Linked DNA regions of Homo sapiens: region 1 is linked to region 2. A link is a contact called in ENCODE Hi-C data. All regions are on one chromosome and are shown on one strand. Each heading gives the region's core, a stretch centred on a gene start or an enhancer-like site at or near the end of the contact. The rest is flanking DNA. Distances are from core to core; before and after follow the strand shown. Region 1 holds the start of ATXN1L (ataxin 1 like). Region 2 holds the start of NOL3 (nucleolar protein 3).

Region 1 (3,403 bases), core at 179-2,678, 4.7 Mb before region 2:
CTGAGTGACAGTATACCAAGTGCTGAATCAGGTATGAAAGAAACTGAAAATATTGCCTTGGTCCTCAGCTGGCTAACACTGGTGAAACAAAACTACCACTAAACCATCACTATGTGAATCTACACTTGCCAGAAACGCAAAGCGAGAAAGAATGGAGCCTTAACCTCTGAAAACAGAGAAGGCAGTACAGATGAGTGAGTGCTCTGAGAAACTGACTATCCTGTCCAAGTCCTATAGAACACTCTAAGCCTCAACCCAAACCGAATGCAACATTTCTCTCTTAAGATTGGCAAGGTGCAGGTGTACACAAAAGGTGGAAGGATAGGAAAACACAGTGGGAAAACAAATTCCTAATTCCACAAACACATATTATTACACAGTGGCATAAATAATGACTCTTTTCTCCACCAGCAGCTTTAATAACTGAAAAGCAGCTTGCTTTCTTCTTCATTCCCAACAGAAACTGGGGTCACACTTCAATCCCAAAATGATCCTTGCTTTCTGTAACGAAAACTTTAAAGAAAACCTGCCTCCAGGTCACCGAGAAGTTAGCAAACACAGGCTAGTAAAGGGACCGAAAGAGGCAAAAGGTCTGCAGAAAGGAAAACAAAGAGCCAAGCCTGTGCGCCAGGTTCCCACAACGCAAAACACACTTAAGAATCCGAAACCTCCGCCTCTCGAGAACCTCACTGAGCATCTCAAAGGGAAAACGCAGCTTGTGACCCCAACCGAGCTAACAGGCTGTTCAGGAGAGTTGCCAACGCTGCTAGCAGAGCCCGGAACCAAGCTCCTCATCACGCTTGGGTCGGAATCAAGGGGCTGAACCCAGCTGGAGACCCAAATTCTCTGCGGGCGAGAGGTGCGCCCGACAGAAAGGGAGAAGCTTGTCAGAGACTACGGTTATGGCTCCCAGTGGTCCCGCAATCCTTGATCCAACAAGGGTAGGGCTCGAAATTGGGAATTCTGCGTTTAGAGAGTAGGGGGTCCACCCTTCACCAAGGGGGCAGGGGCGAGGCCCTGCAGGCGACGCTTCCTTGTTTGGGGGCCCTTCCCGCCCCACAGACTCGGACACCTTGGCTCGCAGGCACACAGCCTCCGGGGCGCCGGGGCCTGAGGCCACCTTCCAGGACAGGCCAGAGAGAAGCGCGAGGGGGTCTAGGTGCGGCCTCTCCCCTCCGTCTGTCCACGGTTCATGGGCCCCGGCCCGCCGGAGCAACGGGCTCCTGAGGGCCACTTCCTCCGGAGCACCGACCCCAGGCCTGCCTGGCCCCGGCGGCCACCACTTCCAGGGACACTCACCAGCCCATTTCACAGCGCTTCCCAGGATCCACTCACTCGTCCCGGAGCCGCCGCAACCGCGGCCGCCGCCATCCCCGGCCCCGGAGCCGCCCCACACCCAGCGCCCCCCACAGCCGGGCGCCCGGAGATGGCGTCAAGCTCGTCCCGCCCCCGGCGCGGAGAGATTGCGTCACGGCCGGGGTGGGAGAGCAACGCCCAGGACTCCCCGGGAAGGGAGGGTGCCACACTGCCTTCGCGTCGGGCGTTCCCTCTGGTGGGTGAACAAACTCCTCTCCCTGGGACCGGGTCACGTGAATAGGGCTGGGCCCGGCCCCCTCAGCCTGACCCCACAATGACCCCGCAATCTTTCCACCTCAGTAAATTTTGGGGGTTCCCAAACAGAGCCCCGGGGCGTGGTCATCGGCGACCCCCCATTTCCTGGACTTCTTGTCCTGACTTGTGCAGCCCCTTCTGGGGAACTTCGGGGGACCCCGAGGTGACCTAGGCTCAGGAGAAAAGGAGATACCTCTTACCTCTTGGGGACCCAGGTGGAGATAGGAAGTCTTCTTTTTTTCTTTTCTTTCTTTTTTTTGGAGACAGTTTCGCTCTTGTTGCCCAGGCTAGAGTGCAATGGCACGATCTCGGCTCACCCAACCTCCGCCTGCCAGGTTCAAGCAATTCTCCTATCTCAGCCTCCCGAGTAGCTGGGATTACAGGCATGCGCCACCACACCTGGCTAATTTTTTGTATTTTTAGTAGAGACAGGGTTTCTCCTTGCTGGTCAGGCTGGTCTCGAACTCCCGACCTCAGGTGATCCCCACACCTCGGCCTGCCAAAGTGCTGGGATTACAGGCGTGAGCCACCGTGCCAGGTCAATAGGAGCTCTGTAAGTGTTGAGAAGTGGCCCCCGAGGGAGCTAAGAGTGAACCCCACTCAGGATCTAGGGGAAGGTGACAAGGAGTGGAACACCTGAAAGTTTAGAGAGAGCCCGGGGTTTAGTACAGTGAGAAGCAGCTTGGTTTAGTGGAAAGAGGGCTTGACTACTCAGTGAAATATTATTCATTACAAATTAACTAATTATTCATTACAAATTAACTGGTCAACTTCATAGTAACATGAACATCTGATTAACTTAAGTGAAGACAAAAGTGAGCGCCAGTTGAATTTATGTTTGAATAACAACTGTGTTTTTGTTGTTGTTTGTTTTAAAGTATTAGGTTGGTGCAAAAGTAATTGCGGTTTTGGCCACCGAAATGGAGACTTTCAGTTTCTTCAAACTCTGTTCAATAAATAACAATTGGGCCAGGCGCGGTGGCTCACGCCTGCAATCCCAGCACTTTGGGAGGCCAAGGCCGGCGGATCACGAGGTCAGGAGATCGCAGACCATCCTGGCTAACACGGCGAAACCCCGTCTCTACTAAAAATACAGAAAATTAGCCGGGCATGGTGGCGGGCACCTGTACTCCCAGCTACTCGGGAGGCTGAAGCAGGAGAATGGCATGAACCCGGGAGGCAGAGCTTGCAGTGAGCCGAGATCGTGCCACTGCACTCCAGCCTGGGCAATAGAGTGAGACTCCGTCTTAAAAAAAAAAAAAGAAAAAAAAAGATATGTCATTGCAGTTGCGTGTATGTGTGTGTGTGTGTGTACATATAATTTTTTTTTTTTTTTAGCCCTGTCGCCCAGGTTAGAGTGCAGTGGTGCCATCTTAGCTCACTGCAGCCTCAAATTCCTGTGCTCAAGCAGTCCTCCCACCTCAGCCTCTGGGGTAGGTGCGATGATAGGCATGCACTACCATGCCCAGCTAATTTTTTAAAATTTCTTGCAGAGACAAGGTCTTGCTATGTTGCCCAGGCTGGTCTTAGACTCCTGTGCTCAAGTGATCTTCCCTCCTCGGCCTCCCAAAGTGCTGACATTTCAGTCATGAGCCAACCACACCCAGCGTCGGTTGTATGTATTTCTGTGTATCTGTACAGAAAAGGAGTAGAACACATAACTAATTAACATTGGTTATTTTTGGGAAGGAAAGTGGAATTGGGTGGTGGTCAAAAGGCAAAGAAACAACTTATATTATTGTTTGAATATTTAGGAGAATATTATCTTAGAAATAAAAAAAGTAAGTTGAGA
Region 2 (3,112 bases), core at 228-2,727:
GTCACACTATACCTCCCCCGTCACTTCACACCCTGGCTTCCTCCCATTGAAGCCCTTCCCCACCAGGCCGAGACCAGGACTACCCCCTGCCCCTCCATCTCCCTTTATGTCCCGTATGTGATGAATCTTGCTTCTCCACTTCTCAGTGAGTCTCCATCAGCTCCTGCCTTGCCACCCCACCATCGTCACCTCATGTCCTGTAACAGTCCCTCTGAGCCCCTCTCACTCCCATTCTGCCAGGCCCGATAGCACAGTGACTTTGACAACCCTCTGGGCTAGGATTGCTGTTCCCATTTTACAGATGAGGAGACAGGCTCAGAGATTCAGTGGTAAAACTGGAATCTTACTTGCTCCAGCCTGAACTATGAGGAACTGAACTATATTTTCCTGTCTAGCAGAATTCCATCCTAAATACCTATCTACCTCCCCCCCACACCCCACTGCCCATCAGAGACAACCCAAAATATCTGGTCTGGCTACTCTAGCCTCCTCCCACCACCCTGGACAGCCAGGCCCTTCCCAGCTTCCCTCCACCAGCCAGGGATCGGAGAACTCACTATGCCTCTGGCACCTCGGAGCCTTTGCTGATGCTGATCGCTAAGACTGGAATCCTTTTCTCCTCCCTCCGCTCCGTGGACCTATCCATCGTCCAGGACTCAAATGTTCCCTTGTCTACACCAATGCCTAAGTGTCCCAAGGGCTGGTGGTTCCTTCTTCTGTGTACCGTGAACAACACATGCCCTCACTAGTGCATTAACTGACATCATTGCACTGTGTACACGCAGACTCTCCGCTTTCTTCAACTGAGTTTTCCAGAGTGTCCCTCCAATCGGTGGGCAAAGGAAGGGAGAGGGGGACAGCACCTACTCGGGACAGACACAGGGAGGGTGCAGATTGGATTGGCCCCTCCTTCTCTCCAACCTAAGTTGTTTTCATGTTAGCCGCCTCCTCCTATGACCCCAAGTCCTGCCCTTTATCCTGTCTGGGGGTAGAGACTCCAGCTGGTCTGGGCCCTCCCTTTGAGGCTCACACAGCTCTCAATACCGAAGTTATTTAGCGGCCAGTCCTTCGAGGGTGACAGGTCCGATTCTTCCCAGAGAGCCAGGTGGCGGGGCACGGAGCTGGGTCCCAGCCCCCAACCCCACCTCGCTGCGCGGGCTCTTTGGCCAGGAAGCCAGGGTCTTGGGACAGTGAAGAGCCTTTGCGCATGTGCGACTGCACGGATTTTCCCCCCCCGCCCCTTACCTCCCTCCACCCAGTCCCAGAGCTTGAGAGTCCTGCGGCAGGGCGGGGCCCACAGTCCTACCCACCCCGCCCCCCCGACCCCCGAGCGCCGCAGCGGGTGGTGGGGCGCTGATTCTGCCCAATCTCGGTTTCCCTTCCCTCCCACAGCCGGGAGTGGGGCTCCCGGTCTGGCCCGTTTTGGGCGTCCCCACTCACGGGTCAAGCCTCGGCGGGGCAGGAGATGACGGTGCAGAAAGGGCCGGGCAGGGTGGGGGTGGGTGCAGCAGCTGCGGCGGGGGCGGGGCGGCCAGGGCTGCTGGGAATAGGGAGGGTGAGGGTTCTTCCCCGGGCACTAGGAGCCACACCGCGGAGGCCGCGCGCTGGCTGGGGACGTGCATGTAGTCAGCTTTCCCTCCCCACCCGGGGCGCACCAGGAGATGAGGCCAGGAGGGGGCAGTTCGGCCCGCGGCCCCACACGTCCAGCGCCCACTCAGGGCCTGCCAATTTCCAGGTGCTTTCCATCTATCTTGTCATCGACCCCTCTTCTCTGCCTGTCACAGAGGAAGTTCAGAGAAGGATACCAACTCACCAGGATCACAGAACGCATGCATTGCAGAGCTGAGCGCGACCCAGAAGCCCCCGCTTCCCAGAGATTGCAGCGGCCCCGCGCCAGCCCTGGACCCGGGCCTAAGCAAGGGAGCTAGGCACCGGATCCCCAAGCACCTCCACCCTCCTGGGGTTCCTCTATTAAAAACCTAGTATCTGGACGCTTCTACAAATGCAAAATCACCCCCCACCCATAACTCCTGTGCTCCCTGGTCGATAGAGAAAAGAGACCAGAAACAGAAAAAAAAAAAACGGAGTTTATGTGCAGGGATAGTCGGGGTAGTGGAGAGAGGCCATTTAGTAGTGGGGGCTTCGCTCACCCCCGATAGGGGGCGCCAGGAAGCCAAGAAGGATGTGCAGCGGCGGACTGGTTCCAAGCCCCTTCAGAGGCGCGGGGTCTTAGGGGGAGGGACTGGCTTCCGGGCCCAAGTAGGAGGCAGTCCGGCTCTCAGGAGTGCTATAAATGGTTAAAGCCCCAGGCAGGCCCAGGGCTGGGCCTCCCAAGGCCGCCTGGACATCCAGCAGGAGTGGGGCCCCGAGCGTGGGGTCCTTCCCTAGGAGAAGTGGGACTGCGCTCACCAGGGGAAATGTTCCCCCTCCTTTCTTCAGGGAAGGAGAGCCCTGCCCGCCTGCCTTCTGCTCAGTTAGGATAAAACATCCATTCTTAACCTCCCCACTCTCGCCCAATGGTGAGGGCATGGGTGGCTCAAGGAACGCTCTGCAGTGCAGCCTGAACTCAGGATTTCCCTGCAAATTGCAGATTGCCCCCTCACTCAATCAAGGTAGCTCAGCCCAATCACGGCGTCCTCCCAGGTAGGAGTCATCACAACCATTACCTGGGCTTGGAGAATTTAACCCCTTGACCGCCAGCTCAGGCTCACCCCGCTCTGGAACCAAGGGCTGCATCTGCGTGAGAACCGCAGGGAGCAGCTGGGGAGGGGACCTAGCAGCTGAGGGGGACAGCTGGGAAATCACTGTGACAATTCTTCTAGAGACACGGCTTTGGCTCACAGAGAACAGCTATGGACCAGAGGGCTTGACTCAGCCACCCCTGGCCTCTGCCCTCCCCGACCCACTTCTTACCAAGGACAGCTCCATGTCCAAGTCCATCAGGGTCCATTCTCGCCCTTGGAGACTGGGGCCCAGCACCTGAGGAGAGCTCTGGGTCAGTGGTGCCCTCCCCAGGCTCCACAGAGAGCTAGACCCCACCAGGTCTCATGCCCCTGTTTCAGCAGAAGGGGTACTCACATCTAGAGGCCCTGCAGGTTCCACACTTTCTTGA

What was found. Hi-C counts contacts between places; a loop is a spot of excess contacts on that map.
Region 1: a map of endothelial cell of umbilical vein shows a loop between it and region 2 (27-fold over the local background). The contact joins the promoter of ATXN1L here to the promoter of NOL3 in region 2. A Hi-C loop is called at or near these places in 1 of 168 maps with a recorded cell type or tissue (endothelial cell of umbilical vein) and 1 of 37 single-sample maps with no recorded cell type.

Annotation. Positions count from the first base shown.
Region 1 is chr16:71,844,001-71,847,403 of GRCh38, reverse strand. ATXN1L (ataxin 1 like) reads right to left here and starts at 1,428. Exons shown (of 3, transcript NM_001137675.4): 1 at 1,300-1,428. RefSeq lists enhancers at 941-1,010, 812-1,583, 1,801-1,850, 1,584-2,356 and a silencer at 1,231-1,540.
Region 2 is chr16:67,168,903-67,172,014 of GRCh38, reverse strand. It overlaps NOL3 (nucleolar protein 3), which reads right to left and starts at 1,477. Exons shown (of 4, transcript NM_001276309.3): 1 at 1,441-1,477. HSF4 (heat shock transcription factor 4) reads right to left here. Exons shown (of 13, transcript NM_001374675.1): 10 at 3,079-3,112; 11 at 2,914-2,979; 12 at 2,667-2,736; 13 at 2,074-2,384. The coding sequence ends at 2,230. RefSeq lists a silencer at 1,231-1,520 and enhancers at 1,731-1,880, 2,371-2,420.